2 separate regions of the Homo sapiens genome follow, and region 1 is linked to region 2. A link is an interaction called in ENCODE POLR2A ChIA-PET data of the cell type or tissue named here. Cell type or tissue: PC-3. All regions are shown on one strand. Links, peaks and the distances in the headings refer to the core of each region. The heading gives the core; the rest is flanking DNA.

Region 1 (11,710 bases), core at 3,081-5,580, 380 kb after region 2:
TTGTCCCTGTTTGCAGATGACATGATTGTATATCTAGAAAACCCCATTGTCTCAGCCCAAAATCTCCTTAAGCTGATAAGCAACTTCAGCAAAGTCTCAAGATACAAAATCAATGTACAAAAATCACAAGCATTCTTATACACCAATAACAGACAAACAGAGAGCCAAATCATGAGTGAACTCCCATTCACAATTGCTTCAAAGAGAATAAAATACCTAGGAATCCAACTTACAAGGGACGTGAAGGACCTCAAGGAGAACTACAAACCACTGCTCAGTGAAATAAAAGAGGATACAAACAAATGGAAGAATATTCCATGCTCATGGGTAGGAAGAATCAATATCATGAAAATGGCCATACTGCTCAAGGTAATTTATAGATTCAATGCCATCCCCACCAAGCTACAAATGACTTTCTTCACAGAATTGGAAAAAGCTACTTTAAAGTTCATATGGAACCAAAAAAGAGCCTGCATCACCAAGTCAATCCTAAGCCAAAAGAACAAAGCTGGAGGCATCACACTACCTGACTTCAAACTATACTACAAGGCTATGGTAACCAAAACAGCATGGTACTGGTACCAAAACAGAGATATAGATCAATGGAACAGAACAGAGCCCTCAGAAATAATGCCGCATATCTACAACTATCTGATCTTTGACAAACCTGAGAAAAACAAGCAATGGGGAAAGGATTCCCTATTTAATAAATGGTGCTGGGAAAACTGGCTAGCCATATGTAGAAAGCTGAAACTGGATCCTTTCCTTACACCTTATACAAAAATTAATTCAAGATGGATTAAAGACTTAAACATTAGACCTAAAACCATAAAAACCCTAGAAGAAAACCTAGGCAGTACCATTCAGGACATAGGCATGGGCAAGGACTTCATGTCTGAAACACCAAAAGCAATGGCAACAAAAGCCAGAATTGACCAATGGGATCTAATTAAACTAAAGAGCTTCTGCACAGCAAAAGAAACTGCCATCAGAGTGAACAGGCAACCTACAAAATGGGAGAAAATTTTCGCAACCTACTCATCTGACAAAGGGCTAATATCCAGGATCTACAATGAAGTCAAACAAATTTACCAGAAAAAAACAAACAACCCCATCAAAAAGTGGATGAAGGACATGAACAGACACTTCTCAAAAGAAGACATTTATGCAGCCAAAAAAACACATGAAAAAATGCTCACCATCACTGGCCATCAGAGAAAAGCAAATCAAAACCACAATGAGATACCATCTCACACCAGTTAGAATGGCAATCATTAAAAAGTCAGGAAACAACAGGTGCTGGAGAGGATGTGGAGAAACAGGAACACTTTTACACTGTTGGTGGGACTGTAAACTAGTTCAACCACTGTGGAAGTCTGTGTGGCAATTCCTCAGGGATCTAGAACTAGAAATGTCATCTAACCCAGCCATCCCATTACTGGGTATATACCCAAAGGACTATAAATCATGCTGCTGTAAAGACACATGCACACGTATGTTTATTGCGGCACTATTCACAATAGCAAAGACTTGGAACCAACCCAAATGTCCAACAATGATAGGCTGGATTAAGAAAATGTGGCACATATACACCATGGAATACTATGCAGCCATAAAAAATGATGAGTTCATGTCCTTTGTAGGGACATGGATGAAATTGGAAATCATCATTCTCAGTAAACTATCACAAGGACAAAAAACCAAACACCGAATGTTCTCACTCACAGGTGGGAATTGAACAATGAGAACACATGGACACAGGAAGGGGAACATCACACTCTGGGGACTGTTGTGGGGTGGGGGAAGGGGGGAGGGATAGCATTCGGAGATATACCTAATGCTAAATGACGAGTTAATGGGTGCAGCACACCAGCATGGCACATGTATACATATGTAACTAAACTGCACAATGTGCACATGTACCCTAAAACTTAAAGTATAATAATAATAAAATAAAAAATGAAAAAATAGTTTTTATAGTCTGTCATATAACAGCTGAAAACATTCTAAAATGTTGGCCAACTGGTGAAAATGTTTGCTGAGATCAAAGTCTTGTGAAATATTAATTGGTGACATTGCATCTTCCAGATTATTCACTTCCCACAAAAAGGAAAACGCAAACTCATTCTGTCAACCACATGTTGACAGATTTTTGGAACCATTGGAAAGGGAGTAAAGACTCTTTTGCAAAACACTTTAAAAAACTTATCTCTAATCTTTAGTGAAATTTCTTAGCAAAGAAAGCAACCTGGCTGGGGCACAAGTGGTTAGGGAACGCCGTGGAAATGTGATTAGAGTCTATGGCTATACCACCATGAACGTGGCTGTTTTTGTTTGATCTAGGAAGCTGAGCAAGGTCGGGACTGGATAGTACTTGGATGGAAAAGGTGATGGGGTATTCTAAAGACAGCCAAGAGGTTGAAAGACTTAAGAATTCACTGAATCAAATGTGGTTTGATTGTCTATAACCAAAAACTTGACCTTTTATAAGAAAGACAGGAATGTAAAATGAAATAAAGTATGAAATATATATTTACTTTAAAACCAAATATAATGTAGCAAAATATATTATAAGCACAATTTTGTAATGAGATATTGCAGCAGAAAGTTCTTTGGAAATTAACACATTATACAGCTTACCAAAGAAACATGTTATTATTGATAGAATCTTTTCACTTCTAACCTAATTTTTATTCTGATATGAAAGAGAAAAATAGATTTTCAAAGGCCTAATTAAATCAGTGCATGAAAAAAATACACTGGAAAAGAAACCCACACATTTTTGCTTCACAAAGAATTAAGGTAATAAAACATACCACTGCAGGTCCAGATTTTGCATTTTATAACACAGGTTTCCAACTTATAAGTGGGCTATATTATAAAATTTTATTGCCAAGTTGGTATTTGGAATGATTTCCCCATAAAAATAATGATCTAGATGATGGGATTACTTCATAAAATAAGCCCTGTCCACACACACACACACACACACAACAAACCAAAAAAACCACACTCTTTCTAATTCCAAAGGTGAGGCAACATAGCAGTACAGGCTTTGGTGACAGGACATGGTAATAACCAATCAGAAATGGTTAGGGACTAAATTAGTGGCCTTAAGAAATTTGCTTAATTTCTTTTAACTTCATTTTACTCATTTGAAAATGGAAATAATAATAATTCCCTCATAGGGTGGTTGTGAACATTAGCGCAATGTAAGGAAAAGTTATCTTTATACTGCAACATGCTATATAAAAATGTTAGTTATTAGTGTACTCTAGCACTTGGTGTTTCTGCTATTTTGGGATTAAATTGCCCTATGTAAACTATGTGGGAAACTAAGTGTTACTTGTCAAGTCTCAATAGAGGAAGATGCATTGTGTAGCAAGAAGGGACTGCAGTTGATCAAGAAGAATGCCCCCATCTGTGGTGTTGCCAGCCAGCCATTTGGACAACAGAAATATTTCTTTACTACCTCCCCTCCCTTTCCCAGCTGTAGTAACTGCTGTTTCCCAGAAAGCAATATGTCTAGTCTCATGCCTCTGGTGGATCCATATATCATGTATACCATATTATCTTCCTTATTTTCATAATTACCTGGACTCTATTCTCTGGTTGTTTCATGCACATTGTTAAATAAAAAAATGTATTTAGTGATACCTGTTAAAGCACCGTATGGCAAACATTATTCGAGACCATCACAATAGGTTTGGTCACCATAGAGACCATGGCAGTGTGATTTTTCAGAGGGGAAAGAGATTGAGCTCAACTTCAAATACAGCAGGAGCAAGTGAGAATTTATAGCCAAGGTGCAAGGTGGGGGTCAGTGGATGGAAAATTACTGAGAGGAAACGTCAGGCACCAGGGGGATTCTGGCCTAGACTGACCTGATAGAATTGTTGCTGAAGACAGACCAGAGTGATTAGACACTACCTGGGGTCTGGAAAAGGATGGGGTAGTTCTTGCTAACCTGATTTAGCAGGCTTCTTTGCTAATACTAGATTTTACAAGGCTATTCACAGATGGGCTTAGGAGATGGTAGAGGAGCTGACTAAAGTTTAGTCAAGCAAAGAATCTTTGTCGATATGAGATTTGTTTCTTTCATTAATTCTAACATGGGTGAAGGTGAGAGTTGTTATTTTACCTCTGCAGGCTCAGAGAACCCAGTTTGTCTCTAGCCACAAAATGCTAAATAGTGAACAAGAGAGCACTTCCTCTAACTTAGGTAAAGAGAATGCTCTTGTATAGCTAGAAGGTGAAACTGAGCTTTTCTTTTCAAGGGTTATTATTTAGATTAGAGTCAGAAGGGAAGGCAGTAAGATTCAAACCACATTGAGGAGTGGTAAGGGCTAGATAAAAGATCTATGAGCAATAGCCAAGCCTGAAGATACTTAAGAAGCAAGTCACTTGATAGAAGTTGTGAATAGGATAAGTTTCTCCAGAAACGGAAAAGTGTCATGTATCAGAAGTTCAGGAAAATAGAATTTTAAAAACTTGGGATGACAATGAAATCTAGTAGAAAAATTATTTTAAAGAAAGTAATTTTAGGTTAATTCTACACTAAATAAATCTAAGAAATGAGATCAGTCAAGCAGACTCATCTTACTTGCCTGACTCATCTTATTTGTCATCTGTACCATCTGTAATAGACAATTGCCTCAACTCTCCTTAAAGTGTGCTGACCAGCTAAAAACTTAAATCACAATTGTAATAGCTAATATCTTTAAATATTTAATATGTCCCAAGATTCTATTTCATCTGCTTTGTAAAGGTTATGATAATACTTAATCATTGCATTAGTGTAATGATTTGGGAACTATCAAGGAAAAGGTGGCTCAGAATTTTTTCTTTTTTTTTGAGAGAGTCTAGCTCTGTCGCCCAGGGGCTAGAGTGCAGTGGCACAATCTCAGCTCACTGCAACCTCCGATTCCCAGGTTCAAACGATTATCCTGTCTCAGCCTCCTGAGTAGCTGGGAGTACAGGCACCCTCCATCATGCACGGCTAAATTTTGTATTTTTTAGTAGAGATGGGGTTTCACCATGTTGACCAGGCTGGTCTTGAAATTCTGACCACAGGTGATCCACCCGCCTCGGCCTCCCAAAGTGCTGGGATTACAGGCATGAGCCACTGCGCCCAGCTGGAACTTTTAAATGACTTACTCAAGGCTATAACAGCTCACAAATGGTGGAGCCAGGGTTTGAACTCAGCAATCACTATTCCTAAACCAGTTTTCTTAAAAACTATGTCATCAAGACTCCCAGATATGAAGAAAGCTTGTTCACTTAGGTGGTCAAATTCTGTGTGTTTTGATGTGAAAAAAGAAAATCCCTCTCTCCACATTAATGCATATCCTGTCCCCTGCCAAGCCTACTATAATCATCCCTTGTATTTTCAGCCCTCACTGCCTCTCTGTTGGATGGTCCTTCTCTCCTTAATTTTTCATGTTCTATCCAGTTGGAAAAGTTGCACAATGGCTCACACGCTCATCAGCGGTCTGTGGCTAATTTTGGTTAGCTGTTAGTCGGGGGTCAAACAGCAAGAGGTTTGGCAAGTGAAGGGATTGGGTTAGTTTGGTTTTGTCCTTCTCGGCCTGAACCCACAACTCATGATTCACAACAGTGCTTCTCTGTTTTCAATCTTCTGCTTGCAACTAAAATGGGATTCTCATCAGTCTTGGTTAGACTAGATATGCCCAGGTTGAGGTTGCATGTGACTTTTTAATCTCTCAGAGCAGATGTGAGAGAGAGTTAGAGAAAAAAAAAGGCATGTGTGAGGAGGGGGGCATTCAACTTCTATTACGTGTTTACTGTGTTCCAGTCTAGGTTCTTTATGCAAATTATTTCAGGTAATCTTCACAGCAACATTTTACTGTGGGAAGCATTATAATTGTCTCAAGAGGAAACAGGTGCTCCTAAATTTTAGAAAAAATATGCCCAAATTTACACTGCTTTGAAGTGACAGAATAAAAATTTATATCAGTTTTACCTGGTTATAATGTCTGTGTTTTTTGTACTACATCAATGTTGCGATAAAGGACAAAACTAATTCAGAGGTAAAAAATTATAGAATTTCAAGCTTTTAGAATAAATCCTTTTTGATAATGAAAATTCTCATCTTGTGAGTGATCAGTAGATGCTAGGCTCTTTGCTGAGCACTTTGCATGTATTGTGTAATTTAATTCCTCACAATTCTATAAAATAGGCACTGTTATTATTTCTAATTTACAGAGAAAAAAAAGGGTTAGAACAATTAAGAAACAATTTATCTGCGATTGGGCACGAGATAATCTGTTTCCAGGTCCCTTGTTCCTGTATCTACACTGCCCTTTTTAGCCTAGCTCAAACTAGATGTTTCTGTTTTCTTAATTTGTTTCCATTTCTCTCCAAGGTATATATATATATATATATGTGTGTGTGTGTGTGTGTGTGTGTGTGTGTGTAAACGTTTATGTATCCCTATTAAATGTCAAACATTATTTTAAACTCTTGACATGAATTACTCAATTTAATGCTCACAACAGTTCTATGAAATAGCTATCATTATCATTCCTATTTAATGATGAGAAAGTTAAGGCACAGGGTGGGTAAACCAATTGCTCAACATCACACAGGCATCAGGGGCAGGATTTACTCTGGAAACCCTGCATCTATGCTTATAAGTTCAGCTGCCACTTAACTGTGTATGCTGCCTCCAGGGCACTCTTTCTGAAACTCAGATCCAGTCACATCTATCCCCTCTTAAGGATCTGCACTAGTTTCCCATTATTTATTAAACAAATTCAAATATATGTTGCTTGACATTTGAGGTTCTTCACAATTTGTCTCTCTTTTAACATTCTATTTTCATTTATCTATTGATTAGCTACTTCACCCACTCTGGACTATTTGCCACCCCTAAACTAGCCAATCACACTGAGCTATTTATGACTTTTCTCATAGACTGTGTATTAGTTCATTCTCATGCTGCTAATAAAGACATACCTGAGACTGGATAATTTATAAAGGAAAGAGGTTTAATGAACCTACAGTGCCACATGACTGTGGAGGCCTCACAATCATGGCAGAAGGCAAAGAGTGAGGCACATCTTACATAGCAGCAGGCAAGAGAGTGTGTGCAAGGGAACTCCCATTTATAAAACCATCAGATCTCATGAGACTTATTCACTATCATGAGAATAGCACAGGAAAGATCCACCCCCATGATTCAATTACCTCTCATTGGGTCCCTCCCATGATACACAGGAATATGGGAGCTACGATTCAAGATGAGATTTGGGTGGAGACACAGCCAAACCATATCAGACCGGAAGGTTCTTCTTTGTTTATAAAATCAATATTCAAGTTCTCTCAGATGGCTCTGTTCCCACAACCTTTCCCCATTCTCTTGGCAGAGAACAGTCCCCACCTTCTTCAGCACTTATTTATATGCAGATAATATCACATCTTTCTCTCTATTTTGCACTAAACTGTGATGTTTGCTCCCCTCCGATCCACAATAGACTCTGAATCTCTTGAGATCAAGGGCTGTGTTTCATGAACATCCTCAAAGTGCCTGAAATTTAGTGCAGGTTGTTGATATTCGATGAACATTGCTGAATGAATGAGAATACAAGTAAGTGAATGAAAGTATTAACCATGTTTTTATCTCTAAGGGGGAAAAAAGTACAAGTTCTAAGTGTTTATTGAACTAAACTAACTTTTAGGGTATATAAAATTTATATATATGAACATAATTTCTGTATTACCTACATGTTTCAGACAAGAGTGCAGCAATACAAAATTCAGATCCTAGTGAATGACGACAACACCAAGTCAGGCTAGTTCAACAATGGCATGTCTAAACACCCAGCTGACCTTCCTGGGTAAGTGTAACTTTCAGGTCTTCTGTTTAAATAAGTTCTTCCTAGTTGTCCATCTTCCTTTCCTTCCTGCTGGTTGGACATAGTGGCGATGGAGCTACTGTAGAAGCCGCAGTGAAGAATGGCAGAACCACCATTGTAGCCTGGGACTCTGGATGACTTTACAGAGCAAAACCTGACTACCTACTCTGGACTGTTAAGTGAAAGAGAAATAAACTTATGTCTTGTTTAGTCACTGAACTTTAGAGTCTATTTGTTAACCATCATCCCAACCAATATACCCTGAAACATTTCTACCAGTAGTAAATCTTGCTAGAACTGTATTTCAGGACTCAGCTTAAACATTCCATCCTCCTACCCTCTAGATCAAAACAATTTTCCTTGATACATCCTATCTTAGGACCCAGCTCTTTTCTCTTTTAAAGTTTAATCCTCACAATACTCTCTAGGGAGTGTCTCTCTCCCTCTCTAGATTGGAAGCTCCATGCACACATGGACAGAGGCCACTTATCCACTAGCACTAACACATTGCCTGGCACATAGCTGACTCATAAAAAAAAGTCCAGTAAGCACAGTTAATAATATTACTAATTATTTATTATAAATTGTATTATTATATTATTAATTACATTAATCATAACAATCATGATTGATATATTATTATGCCTACTGATTAGAAATATAATTGATATAATATTAATTATAAATAATATAGTATATGTAGTGTAGACATTATATTAATTATAAATAATGTAATTAATAGCAGTTATTAGGGTAATAACCACCACCCCCTAAATATATACAATGTTTCAGGAGTTATACTAAATGTTTCATGTGCATTATCTCATTTAATCCTCTCAATATGTAGAGAAGTCCCTAATAATATTATTATCCTATTTTATGAGAAAAAATAGGTTTAGAGAGGTTCTGTAACTCACACAGGATCACACAATTCAAGGTTTATATTTTCAAGTTGAGAGTTTCCTCTGTGCTCTGTGCTTGGTTAGCAAGGGTAAAAACTGCACGATAGCCAGATAGTTCCACAAAATGAAATCCAGGAATTCCAACTAAGATTCAGATTCTAATGAATGATGTTAATACCAAGTCAAGCCCGTACCATGTTTGGAAACTCAATCAAGTTTTTTTTTTTTTTTTTTTTTTTTGTAACTGGAACAATTACATTTTTGTCTACAACAGAAACAAAGCCTAAAACATTGTTTATAATTTTAAAACAGTTGCCTATAGTCTGTGTAGTTAATTCAAGATGAGGCATGAAGAAACATTCTCTTGAACTCTGTTTAATTCCCAGTGGGGCAACTACAATGGTTTTTTTCATCTTGAGTCAAGGATTTAATCTGGAATTCATTCATATTTCAAAACTATGCATGATAATTCTCTTATTACGTATTTTGTGGTTAAACACCTCCCTTACACCCCATACAAACCAAGCCAAGAGCTTAATGGTTAGCAGAAGAAAAAATGAGCTAACTATTAACTTGCGTGGAATATTGGAAAAAATATTATATCAGGAGCCAGCACACTGAAGGTCTATGACCACACTGCCCAATATGCTAGCTACTACCCACAGTTGCTATTTAAATTTAAATTTAATAAAAGTAAAAGCCTCAGATCTTTAGTCGCACTAGCCACTGCTCAACAGCTACATGTATCTAGTGGCTTTTGTATCAGACAGTGCAGATTTATAGGGCATTTTCAACATTATGATAAATTCTTTTGGAAAGCATTGCTCTAGAAAGTGATTCTCAAACTTTTTGGTCTCAAGATAATTTGAAACTCTTAAAAATTATTCAGGACCCAAAAAGAGCTTTTTTTTTGTTAGAAATATGGATTATAACCATTGATATTTACTGTATTAGAAATTAAAACTGGCCAGTTGTGGTGGCCCATACCTGTAATCCCAACACTTTAGGAGGCCAAGGCAGGAGGCTTGAGCCCAGGAGTTCGAGACCAGCCTGGGCAATATGATTAAACCCTGTCTCTATAAAAAATACAAAAATTAGCCGGGCAAAGTGTCATGGGCCTGTAGTACTAGCTACTAGGGAGGCTGAGGTGGGAGAATCACTTGAGGCCAAGGCTGCAGTGAGCTGTGATTGTGTCACTGCACTTATAGCCAGGGTGACAGAGCCAGACCCTGTCTCAAAGAAAAAAAATAAAATAAAGAATTCTTCCTATAAACTTTGTGTTCACCATGGTGTCAGCATATTACAAAGGACCTCTTAAAAGGTCATTGTGCAGTACAAAAAATAAGTTTCCAAAATATTGGTAAGTCCTGGATCTGACTTAAACACAATCAAAATTATTTCAGAATGTTGGGTTTTAGACTAAGTAGAACAAATTCTTCCAATTCACTCTGAAAATATGAACTATTCCACAATGTTAAACCACATGTAGGACGCTCAGAGCAAATACTTTTGCTCTATTCCTAAAAAATAGCAATAATTAAATAAAATTGAGTTACTGAGAAAGCACATTACAATAGTTTAACCGTAATAGACTTTGCTAAGATATGTTCAGTAAAAATGGCTTTTTTTCCTGAGAATTTTACAATGTCCGTTATGGTAATGATCTGGATTTGGATGAATTTAATGATAACTAAAGGAAGATTCCACAGATTTTATTAATGTCCGTGATTCGTATTACCTTTTTCTACAGTGCTTTTTTAGGTAAGCGCATGCTGTTTGAGATACATAAGTGAACGAGTTAAGAAAGGCAGCATTTCTGCTGCAGTGGTAAAGGTAGACCTCATTTGGTAAAACACATAACCAAGGGAAGTTGTTGCCTCTTTTTTGAAGTTTCTCTGCTAGTCATTGGCAAGAGAAGTCACTCTCGAATAATCTCTTCACATTGTATGTGACCAAGCCCTGTTTTCTTCTCTTCTTTCTGGATGATATCGGTTCACCCTTCAAACCTTTCAAATATTTTTTTCCTAGGTGTGTCAAGGTGTATCATGAAAAAAAAGTGACCTTTGAGGCCACCAAACAAGTTTCCTGAGTGAGGCTGTTTGCCTGGTTGGGGGACTGATCTGGATCCATTTTCAACTCTATCTCCTCTCAGTGTTTGAGCCTGGGCAATGACTTAAGGCAGTGGTCTTCCTCACTTGTGACCTTAGGAGAAATAAGTCACCTCTGGAGGTTCATAACAGCCTGACTTCTTTTTAATTGTCCAGCCTCAGAAAGAACAAGCAATGGTCACAATTATTCTATTATTGATCTATATCTATGTGGTTCCTTCTCCAGCTTTGCTCTGGAAATGTGTCACTCATAAAACCTCATAAATGTGTAATCTGTTATTGCGCTGGGAACACACTGTGCTTGACATTGTCTGGTAGTTTTGCTCCGGCAGCAAATCCTTACCTGTATGATTCTGCAGCCATCTCAATTCTTGCCTCCTCAGAAGAAATAATTTGACGGAGGGGCATAAGGCAGAAGGAGAGACTGAGGCAAGTATTTGAGCAGGGGTGAAAGCTTATTTGAAAGCTTTAGGACAAGAGTGAAAGAAAGTAAAGTACACTTGGAAGAGGGCCAAGTGGGTGACTTGAGAGATTCAGTGTGAGGTTTGACCTTCTGACTAGCGGTTTTATACATTGGCGTACTTCCAGGGTCTTGCCTTACTTCTCCCGATTCTTCCCTTGGGATGGGCTGTCTGCATGCACAGTGGCCTGCTAGCACTTGGGAGTTGAGCATGTACAGTGTGTTTACTGGAGTTGCACACATGCTCACTTGAGGCGTTCTTCTTTTACCAGTCAAATGTTCCTGGAAGGTCATTTGCTGATTAAATTCTGCCATTTTAATGTGCATGCTTGAGCCCGCTCACCCAACTTCTGAGATCTTATT
Region 2 (11,710 bases), core at 4,938-7,437:
TGGTCATCTGTATTATAGATGTAAACCATCATTCTCAGCAAACTAACACAAGAACAGAAAACCAAACACTGCATGCTCTCACTTATAAGTGGGAGTTGAACAATGAGAACACATGGACACAGGGAGGGGAACATCACACACTGGGGCCTGTCGGGGGTGGAGGGCAAGGGAAGGAATAGCATTAGGAGAAATACTTAATGTAGACAATGGGTTGATGGGTGCAGCCAACCACCATGACACTTGTATACCTATGTAACAAACCTGGACGTTCTGCACATGTACCCTAGAGCTTAAAGTATAATAATTTAAAAACCTATTCAAAAAACCATAAAAAACAAAATAAATACCACTCATACCACTTAGAAAAAAATACCACTCATACCACTTAGAAGACAATTAGTGGAACCAAATAGCATGTCAGTCACCTGGAGAAAGTTTGAGATTGCTTTCTGAAACCTGCACATTGTGCACATGTACCCTAAAACTTAAAGTATAATAATAATAAAATAAAATAAAAAAGATATTTCTACTAAAAAAAAATTGCTTTCTGTGAACTCCAGCTATGACCTATCAGTGAAACCTTCTTTCTGACCATGGATGCTGTCAGCTGTCATTGCCAGATTCCATTTCAGTAGGCAGGAGTAACAATACTGCTATGATATTTCTGGTAGTTCTATTAAGAGCTGGGAAAATTACTAAAAATATCTCCCTTTCATCATGTCTTTAAAAATACAAGATCATCATACACTCTTGTCATTGTCTCCAATCCTTTCCCTCCCCCACCCAATCCCTTTTGCCTGAAGTCACTGAATATTTGTATCAGAGTGGCAAATCTGTAAACTAGATAAAGCTTTCTGGAGTACTCTCCAAATCTCTTGGCAGGGCCTTAATCTCTGTAGTCTGAGATAGGAGCAGATAAAATCTCCCTTCCATAGGTATTTGTGTTTTAATATGGATCACTGAGAAACAACTATAAAAAAAAACTCATCACAGTTCAAGCAAAGAAAAACTTGCAGAAGCATTAGTCACTTCTCTTGTTCCTGTGAATGTATTTTTTGTTTCAACTTTAACTCTGCTCTATAAAGGTAGATGATCCAATGTCAAAGACATCTACTAAATAGAAGTCTCTAGAAGTTGATTTGATTTCAAAGGCCTAGACTTCACAGTAACCATTCTGTCCATGTTGTAAGCCACAATGGAGGCAGTTGACTTACTAATGATAGGAATCTCATAGTGACCATCAGTGGTTCTACCTGTTTCGTGAAATGCTCAGTGTGGGTTCTGTGATCACAGCGTTAATAACAGTCTCACAGAGGGGCTTTTATAATGTTCATCAACTTTTCTAAAGGATTGGAACAAGTTACCTCTGGGTTAAAGTATAAGATCTTCTCTTATAGTAAAAGCTGGAGCTTTGAACTACTTTATAATTATCTAATGCAAAATGTAGATATTTTGAGTCAGACTGATTAGCCATATCATCAAATTAAATGATTGACACTGAAAACTGAAGTGGTTGGGAGTCACTTTAATTTGATTCTTTGTAATCACAGATTAATAATAGTTTTGTAAAAATGATACAGTTAAAAACCATCCCTGTTTACTTAGAAACTGATTATATACACTTACTTTCCCATGTTGTAGAACACACACTTGGGAGTAAGCAGTGCCAAACTACTTTCCAAATAAGCTTACTTTGCATAATCTGGAAAACATAAATTCCAGGCACTTTATTTATCATGTGCACAGATATACCCAGGACCTCAAATAGTGCCTAGTATGAAGCAGCACTCACAAAATATGTGCTGAGTAAATAAACGAAGAATCAATGGATGTATCATTAATGAATATGTGTTGTTGAATTAATGACATAGTTGCTATTACTCTGCATGAAAGCTTTTGTTCCCATTAAGTTAACTTGAGGGGAGTATTTCTGTAATGTAAGAATGATACCACTGGTTTTTAAATACAGAGAATGTTCATACAAATAAACAGTGGTCTGAATAAGAAGGCTGAAATTTGGTGTGGGACAGAGATATAAAAGAAATGGGCCAGGCACGAAGGCTCATGCCTGTAATCCCAGCACTTTGGGAGGCCGAGCTGGGCAAATCACGAGGTCAGGAGATCAAGACCATCCTGGTCAACATGGTGAAACCCTATCTCTACTAAAAATGCAAAAATTACCTGGGTGTGGCACGTGCGTCTGTAGTCCCAGCTACTCAGAAGGCTGAGGCAGGAGAATTGCTTGAACCCAGGAGGTGGAGGCTGCAGTGAGCCAAGATCGCACCACTGCACTCCAGCCTGGGCAACAGAGCAAGACTCCATCTCAAAAAAAAAAAAAAAAAAAAAAAAAAAAAAAAGAAAAGGAAAAATAAATGTAAGACAGGAAGCTAATCTTACAGAGGCATCCAATCTAGTTAGGAACAACTAAGTAAAAGTGCAACGCAGTATAGCATTAAGAGCAAAATGAGTAAGGCAAATTAAACCTGTAAGGAGAGTCAGGAGAAGATGGGAATAAGCATGAGTGCTTTAAAGTTGATTCATATGAGAGTTGGGCAAAGAGAACAGACTACACTGGAAGAGAGTTTAGGCCAGAAAAGTAATGAGGAGGATGGTGGTAACTGAAGCGTGAAGTTGTATACTTCTGGGTTAATACTTTCGTGGGAATGGAGAGAAAACGTGAGCAATGTACCCTCGCGCGTACACACACACACACACACACAGTCTTTCACCAGGCATTATGCTTGGCAATTCACCTACATTAACTAGCTTATGTAAGGTGATTATTTCATTTAATCTTCACAACAACTTTATAAGATGGAAATTATTATCACAATCTTTCAGATGATATAATTGAGTCTCAGAGTGGTGAAATGATTTACTTAAGATCATAATTGTTTTAAGCAGTAGAGTTGGGATTCAAACCCAAGTTAGCTTGACTCCAAAGCATAGTCTTTTATGAAAGGTTGGACATAATACAAAAAGAGCAGGGAGTGAAAGATGAATCCAAACTTTCAAATACAAAGCATTAAAAGAAAACATAGAAAGCTGCTTACAAAGCACTCCAGGGGTTTTCACCTCATCTCTAGTAGTTTCTTAGGATAATGATACTGAGCTTCTATGTAATTCCAAACCCTTTCCTGACCTTATGCTTGACTATTGGGTTGGAATTTTGAGGAATGGTTTCGCCAGATGGAGTCTCAAATTAAAAGGTCCCTTTATAGGGGAGATTTCCTGCCTGGTGGAGATTCTTTTGAAAAATTCAAAATAAGGCACCAGATATTTGGGGAAAATTCACAATTGTATACAATATCATACTTCCTTCTTTCAACAGCCCATGTTGGGTCTGCTATTGAGTGCATAAAACCTTTTGTAATGTTGCCTCCTTTCCTTTGATTCTTTGTTCCCTCTACCAGGAAAGAGCCCCTTCCTCTCTTTTGCCCATTATCTACCCTAAATACACATACTTGAGTAAAATTCATTGAACCTTTAAGATTCATCTCAAGAGGATTCCAGAACTGGCACCTCCACTCTTGCTTATTCCAAAATCCTTTGAGTCACACTTGATTGATTCTTCTCTTTCCCTCATATCTACTTGTTTAACCAATCATTCCAACTCTCCTTTAAAATTATATCTACCATCTAACCACCTCTTAACATCTTCACCCATTACAACCTGGTCCACGCCCCATCAGTTCTTACTTGGATAATTACAATAGCCTCTTAACAGGTATCCCTATTTACACCTTTACCTCTATACGGCCTATGTGTCATTCAGTAGCCAGAGTGACACTGTTAAAATACAAGTCAAATGTGATTTCTTTGCCCCACATCCTCCAATGGATTTCCACTGCGTTAGAGTATAATCCAAATATCCTTCCTTGGTCTATAAGATGGGATTGCTGCTACCTCTTTGACTTTATTCTCTATCACTCACTTCCTTACTTACTGTTTCAGTTACAATGGCCCCCTTGCAGCTCATAAAAACCGCCAGCCAGGCCCCCCTCAAGGTCTTGCATTTGCTGCTCCACTTGCCTGGAATGCTGCTCCCTCATCTGTCCACGACTCCCTTCTTCATTTATTCAGGTTAGCATAAGCCTTCCCTGACCACCTTTTCTAAGAAACTCCATGCCACCATTCTCTAGCCCTCTTATCTTGTTTTATTTTTGTATCACTAAGACACTGCCTTGTTATATAGATATGTATTTGTTTATTATCTGTCTCCTATAACCAAAATGGAAGCTACTGGTGAGTAAGTACTTTGTCTTTTTAGGTCACTGTTGTATCCCAAGTGACTATAAAAATGCCTGACACATAGCAGATGCTCAATAGCATTGAACAACTAAATGAATGAACCTAATTTGAAGAATCTGAAGGGCTACACTAAAAACAGTAATAATCAAGAGACTGAAAATAAGCCAGTGAAGATAGAGATATAAAAAATGAAAGTCACAAAAGGGACCTGACACAATTTTCAAAATTGTATAACATGGTCAAAAAGTATCAAATCTATATCAATGATTGAATAATAAACAGTTTAGTTAGAATTAAAGACATTTAGGTGAGGTTGTATTACCTGCACAAATGTTATTGCAAATCTGTGTATCTAAGATCCATGGAAAGCTCAGGGTAAGATCTGAGCCAAGATATGTCTTCAGTGACACTAGGATTTCACCAAAACCTCAGAAAAAAGTTAGTAAGTGGAGCATGCTTTGAAACCAATTAGAAAGCAATCAGACAATGACGAGATTGTCCCCTGAGGTTTTTCAGAACAAAATGAATTCTGGATAGGTAAGCTGAATGATATGTGGATGTTAGATAAATAAATATCTTTCTTTTCTACCCTAAGTAAGAGATTAGTCTTCAAGTTCTTATGTAAAGGGTAGATTATTATTTACCAAAGTGTAGCCTCCCATTCAGAGACTATGGATTCCACATCCCTTGTACTCCACACATGACTATATTCAGGTCAGTAGAAAGCTAGCAGATGTGATGCATGCACCTTCTAGTTCAATTTTATTAAAGATGGATTTTATTGTTCTGGGCTCTCTCTTTCACTTTTCCTTAGAAGAGAACATAAATGAGGAGGCAATTCAACTTCAACCATGTGGATAAGGACAACACTCAGGTGGAACGGTGTTATGGGATGAATTGTGTCCCCTCTAAATTCAGATGTTGAAGTCTTAACCCCAGTACCTCAGAATGACTGTTTCAGGAGACAAAGTCTTTAAAAATAAAATTAAGTTAAAATGAGGTTATTAGCATAGGGTCTAATCCAACCTTCTAAGAAGAGGAAATTTGGACATGGACACATACAGAGGTAAGACAATGAGAAGACACAGGGAGAAAATGGCCATCTACCTGGCAAGGTTGACTCAGCAGAAACATCCTTATCAATCCCCTGATCCTGGACTTCCAGCCTCCAGAATTGTAAGAAGTAAATTTCTGTTTAAACCATTCTGTCTGTGGTACTTTGTTATGGCATTTCTGGAAAACTAATATAAACAGTGGGATAGGAGAAAACAGTATCCCTGAATGAAGCATAGCTGCCTAACTCCATTGACTGTCTCCCTAATTCCAGACTTTTATGGGAAAGAGCCAAATTATCTTATTTTTTGAGACAGAGTCTCACTGTGTCGCCTAGGCTAGAGTGCAGTGGCACGATCTCGGCTCACTGCAACCTCTGCCTCCCAGGTTCAAGCAATTCTCCTTCATCAGCCTCCTGAGTAGCTGGGATTACAGGAGTGCACCACCACACCTAGCGAATTTTTGTATTTTTAGTAGAGACGGGGTTTCACCACATTGGCCAGACTGGTCCTGAACTCCTGACCTCAAGTGATCCACACTCCTCGGTCTCCCAACATGCTGGGATTACAGGTGTGAGCCACCATGCCTGGCTAGCCAAATTATCTTGAGTCATTGCATTTTGGTTCCCCTTTGTTATAGTCCTTCACCTATACTCAAGTATAATACTTAAAAGGAAAAAATGGAAACAACCTAAGAGTTTCACAATAGAAAAAGGATGAACCAAATAATGATACATGCACTGAACATAACCACAAACCAGAATTTCAGCATGGCAAATCAGTAAAACAAGTTTAAGTGCATAAGTCACATATATTCCTCAAACTATATAGTTGATGCATACATAAAATATCTGGAAGCAACTCTAGTACAAAATACAATGATAATGTCAGTTGCGCTAGAGGAGTAGACATTCTTTTCCATAAAGTGTGACTTCTTTATTTTTTGTAATTTAAACCAGTTTCATCAACAATATAATGTACCTTTACATTAGACTTATCACCTTTACAAAGACTTACCACTTTAAATTTTACTATCCAATTATGTTAAGACAGTAGAGAGAGGAAAGTCACTCTTAAACATTAACCTCATTTATTTTTACTTTAACAAAAATGCCTACACATCATTTCTCTTTCCTGTCTCTTTCATTTCTTTACAACACCAATTCTTTCCTGTCTGTTTCATTCCTTGTTTTAGTATAAACCAATAAGTGGAAAGGCATTGTCAGAGTTGGAATACAGGGAGGAGAGATGGCAGGCAACAGGGAATAGACACTCCAGTTCTTATTCCACCTCAATCCCTGCAGGAAGCATCATAAAATTGAAGCAAAGCTACTAAAGCTTCAAAAGGGTAGAGAAATGTCTTTGCGTTAGCTATGAGAAGTAAATGAGGCCCAAGAATTCACCCATAAGAGCATGGTTAATTGAATTAACAGCATGGAAGTCATTAATTAGACTGTTTAGCTGATCAAATCCATTTGATGAATTAAGAACGGTATAATTAAGAGTTTTTGAGTCTAGGACTACATACTGTTTTCCAATGTGTTATTTACAAGAAGCTATTTACTACTCATGGCACATAATCTCATTTCTATCTTTTGAGAATAAAGCCTTCTTTGTCAGAAATGTATGAAGTTTCTTTCTAAGCTACAATAGAAAATGGTTTAAAAAAATTGCCTGTGAAAGTAGGTATACCTAAGTGTAAAAAAGTAATAATCTATATAGCAAACATAAACTTATAAATGAATAATTATTTGCTGCATGATTATTAGTAATGAAAAATAATTCTTAGACATGCAAAATAATGTTATCACAGATGGTTTTAAATACTGTTTCTTCTTTTAATGACATAAGTTAGGAGGGAGGAAGTATGTTCAAGTAATAGAAGAGGAATGTTAAGCATTTGTCAGAAGCTGGACATATTGATGAACTGTCAAGTTCTGTAACTGGAAATCAATACAAAACAAAATAGCACTTCAATTTAGTAATAACTTTAAGGTCCTATTTATTTCCCAAAACATCCAGAGAGGCATGGCATTGCAGGAAAGGCCTAACTTCAATGTATGTTGAGGAAAAGAACATAATGGTTGGCAAGGTGCTTAGCAAACATTACCTTCCACAGTGAACAACCTACCTAGACAGTAATAGTAACAGTGAGAAACTGTAACCAAACAACTGAATAATCATGTAGAAGTGATTATGGCATTGGATATGAATTTGAACTATATGATCACTAATTTCATGAGATTTAATTAGACACAGAGAAAAATACAAGCAGTGCTCAGTTTTCACAGTAGTGTAAGACCACAAAGATGACTGTTGAAACAGTGCAAAGCAATTTTAGTAGTCAATGGGAGAAATTATATTTGTTTAGTGACCTTTAAAAATTTTTTGTCAAAACATTAAAAGTTCTCTTACTGTGGTCTATAAATGTATAGGGGATTAAAAATAGTAGTAAAATTAATATTACTGATAATAGTAAAACAAATATTACTATTTACTAGTAGTAAAATTAATAGTAAAACTACTACTAACTACTAGCAAAATTAAACTAATATTTAAAAAAACGAATGCAATTTAAAATTTTGGAAACATTGAGAACTGAAGTGTTTTATTTCTCTGTAAACATTTTGCAAAGAATAGTTTGAATGGTGCTTGCCTTCTTTTGGTCATACAACTGATGATTAGGAGCAAACATCTTTTTTTAAGTCTTTTTTTAAATTATACTTTAAGTTTTAGGGTACATGTGCTCAACGTGCAGTCTTGTTACATATGTATACATGTGCCATGTGGGTGTGCTGCACCCATTAACTCGTCATTTACAGTAGGTATATCTCGTAATGCTATCCCTCCCCCATCCCCCTCACCCCACAACAGGCCCCGGTGTGTGATGTTTCCCTTCCTGTGTCCAAGTGTTCTCATTGTTCAGTTCCCACCTATGAATGAGAACATGCAGTGTTTGGTTTTTTGTCCTTGCGATAGTTTGCTGAGAATGATGGTTTCCAGATTCATCCATGTCCCTACAAAGGACATGAAGTCATCCTTTTTTATGGCTGCATAGTATTCAATGGTGTATATGTGCCACATTTTCTTAATCCAGTCTAACATTGATGGACATTTGGGTTGGTTCCAAGTCTTTGCTATTGTGAATAGTACTGAAATAAACATACGTGTGCATGTGTCTTTATAGCAGCATGATTTATAGTCCTTTGGGTATATACCCAGCAATGGCATGGCTGGGTCAATTGGTATTTCTAGTTCTAGATCCCTGAGGAATCGCCACACTGACTTCCACAATGGTTGAACTAGTTTACAGTCCCACCGTGTAAAAGTGTTCCTATTTCTCCATATCCTCTCCAGCACCTGTTGTTTCCTGATTTTTAGAGCTTCTGCACAGCAAAAGAAACTCCCATCAGAGTGAACAGGCAATGTACAGAATGGGAGAAAATTTTTGCATCTACTTATATGATAAAGGGCTAATATCCAGAATCTACAAAGAACTCAAACAAATTTACAAGAAAAAAAAAAACAAACAACCCCATCAACAAGTGGGCGAAGGATATTAACGGACACTTCTCAAAAGAAGACATTTATGCAGCCAAAAGACACATGAATAAATGCTCATCATCACTGGCCATCAGAGAAATGCAAATCAAAACCACAATGAGATACCATCTCACACCAGTTAGAAGGAGCAAGCATCTTTTCTATGCCTTGGTGAACTGGCAGATTCCTTTCTAAGTATGAATCAGCTTCCAACATTTTATCCTTTGCCCTTTCAATGGCATGAAATATCACTGCAGATTCCTTTAATGTGAAGTTTTTTACATCCTCTGGGACATTGTCATCCTTTCTGTCACAGCCATTTTGTTTATTTATGTGGATAAATCATTCCCATCAATGTTACCTACTTTTAACGGGGTCATCCAGTTTTCTTTACTAATGAAACAAAGATTTCTGCAAGGACGATTTACTTCAACGATTGATTTTATCTACATCTGTTTTGTTTATCTTGGCTATAGTTATAGTGAAACTTTTCACCGATACTCACAAAGCAGCCACCACACTTTCCCTGTGGCAATTTGAAGCCAAATGTTACTTATGAGTTTTGTGGCATAACCCATCTTAAAATTCCTCCCTCTCAGTTGGGGGATCATCCTTCACCTCAGGTTAAGTCCTGATGAACAACTTGAAGAGCAACATGTCAAAACCTATCACTTGCCTGCTCCTGTGGGTGGCTGAGTCATGGCCTCACTGGCAAAGCCTTCTTTACCAAGTCCAGGTCCTCATTAGTACTCTTGCTCCATGAATCAGCAGGCTGGCAAGCTAGATACAACTAATCATATGGGTGTCTTTTATGAGAGGATTAGAAAAGCTCGACCTTCCAGGTGAAAGTTTCTGTGCTTTTACACGATCATTTGGTAATGCTCTGTTGGATGTCCAAGATATGCCAAACAGTAGAGCTGAATGGAGCCACTAATATAATTGCTATCATTTAACTGATATCACTGACAGCTAGTGAGGTGGCAAAACTATAGGGCAACAGGCTAGGTCTCCCAGCCCTGTTCATCTCATATCTTTGTCTCTTTTCCATCTCCTTTTAAAATTTTTATATATACTTAGATACACAGAACTACAATTTGATTTAATAATCATTAACAAGTTAGACTTCATGTGACATGAAGTGAGTATATGTGCTACTAAGCATATACACCCACCAAAAATGCTCATGTAAAAATTGCTTTCAGAATACTTTTTACTTTCAGTAAAAAACATTCTTACTTAAAAAAGAAGAAAGCATGGAAGTGACATGAGACCAAAAAAATACTCTATGAGAGAAGAGTCTTGTAAAATGTGCTGGACTGAACTGCTGGGTAAGCTTGCCTTACAGGCAGTCAAGGCTGTGAACTGCAAACATCCCTGCTTTTCTTGCCTCAAGCTGGTTATCTCATGTTGTCAGTGCCATCTGGGTGCATCACAAATGTGGTAATTTTGCAATGAATGCATAACTATAATGTTATCAAGAAACAGAATGACAGTAAAGAAAATAAATAAGCCAGGTTTTAAAATAAAATGCACTTTACTCTTTCAAGTTGAGAAATTCAAATAAGTTACTCATATCTGGCCTAAGTGATTGAACATGGAAGATTAAATAAATAAATGAGGTCATTCCCTAGTGATTTCAGCATGTACACAACACACACACAGACATATGTATATACGTACAGATAGACATGTTCATGTCAAGAGCCAGCCTTGCTAGAATAGAGTTCCAACCATGTCAGAGACCCTGTGTATTAGAGCCAATGAGGGCAGCAGTGTTTTCTTTGGTACGGTACATCTGTACTTTGCTCTTATTTACACCATTTTGTCTCTAGAACGCATTGTTGCACATATGTGTCCTTACAGTTTTCTTTTTCTTTTAGGCTCAAATGGCTTACTTGGATCTGGTCCCTGATGTATCTTAGAATCTCACATATATAGGGCCAGTACCCTAGGACACTTCTAACTATCTGCATTTTCTATTTTATTCAACAATATGCTAGAACTTGGGTAAACCATCACCTGATGACCAGGTTCTAAGTGAAAAAACAAAATCTAAATTATTTTTAAAATGGCATCACCTATTCTTTTCAGTTTCTCTGTAAGAAGGACACACCTATAACTAACAAAGTTCTTGATGTGGCACTGTATTTTTTGGCCAGAATAATCACTCTTATACAAAAAATATTTCTAACATAAAAATGTCACCACTTAACTTTACTATATTCATGCCTTCATAGACATCTAAGACTCCTAGGCACACTGAAAATCTGAATGCAGGTAAATATATGACAAAGATAACGGAAGTAAAATCAGATTAGAGGGTCAGGCATCTAGAAGTACTGGGGCCCAGTTTCCCCTATTGTAAAGAGAAGACTGGGTTAGAATTTTTTTTTTACTACTACATATTTGTTGCCTTGTATCTTTCATCGACCACAAAAACTTTAGCTTAGTTCCTTTTCTTTATTCTCTCTAAAACACAAGTGAAAAACACTGACTTCAACTATCTAGATAACTACCTAGATCTGAAATGTAGTTAGGGTTGGCAGACACACCCTAAGGTGCCTTCTGGCTCTAAGAGTGAATGGCTGAGCATAGAGCATATTTGACTAAGCGTAGAGTAAGATGTCAACTCCCAAAATTCAAAACTATGCCCAGGTCTATAAAAGGCCAGCTGTATTCTATCAATAAAAACTGTACTATAAGAAATTTGATCCCTAAACCAAATATTAATGATACAATTAGAAGAGAGGGAGAAAAGGAAGAAAGGAAGGATGAAAGGGAGGGAAAGAGAGAGGAAGGGAGAAAGTAAATATTTAAGTCTGATTAAAATCTTTTCCCTCAGAAGAAAGAGGTGATGATTAATA

Evidence for each region. ChIA-PET counts read pairs that join two places held together with the same protein. Peaks named below come from ENCODE experiments on the same cell type or tissue, not always from the same donor. Only the 100,000 strongest peaks of a DNase experiment are listed, where the experiment ranks them.
Region 1: POLR2A ChIA-PET joins it to region 2 with 6 read pairs; 1 of 35 experiments calls an interaction of 5 or more read pairs at or near these places.

Annotation. Positions count from the first base shown.
Region 1 is chr4:73,895,122-73,906,831 of GRCh38, reverse strand. No RefSeq gene overlaps it. Among named protein-coding and RNA genes, the nearest start is that of CXCL1, 32 kb to the right of the region's middle. In PC-3, for the core only: no CTCF peak of the experiment used is centred there; DNase peaks (open chromatin) are centred at 4,351 and 4,601; H3K27ac peaks cover 626 bases.
Region 2 is chr4:74,281,651-74,293,360 of GRCh38, reverse strand. All of the region lies in intron 7 of MTHFD2L (methylenetetrahydrofolate dehydrogenase (NADP+ dependent) 2 like), which reads right to left. The region is part of intron 2 of LOC105377276 (a long non-coding RNA gene); the gene reads left to right. Among named protein-coding and RNA genes, the nearest start is that of EPGN, 21 kb to the left of the region's middle. In PC-3, for the core only: no CTCF peak of the experiment used is centred there; a DNase peak (open chromatin) is centred at 6,020.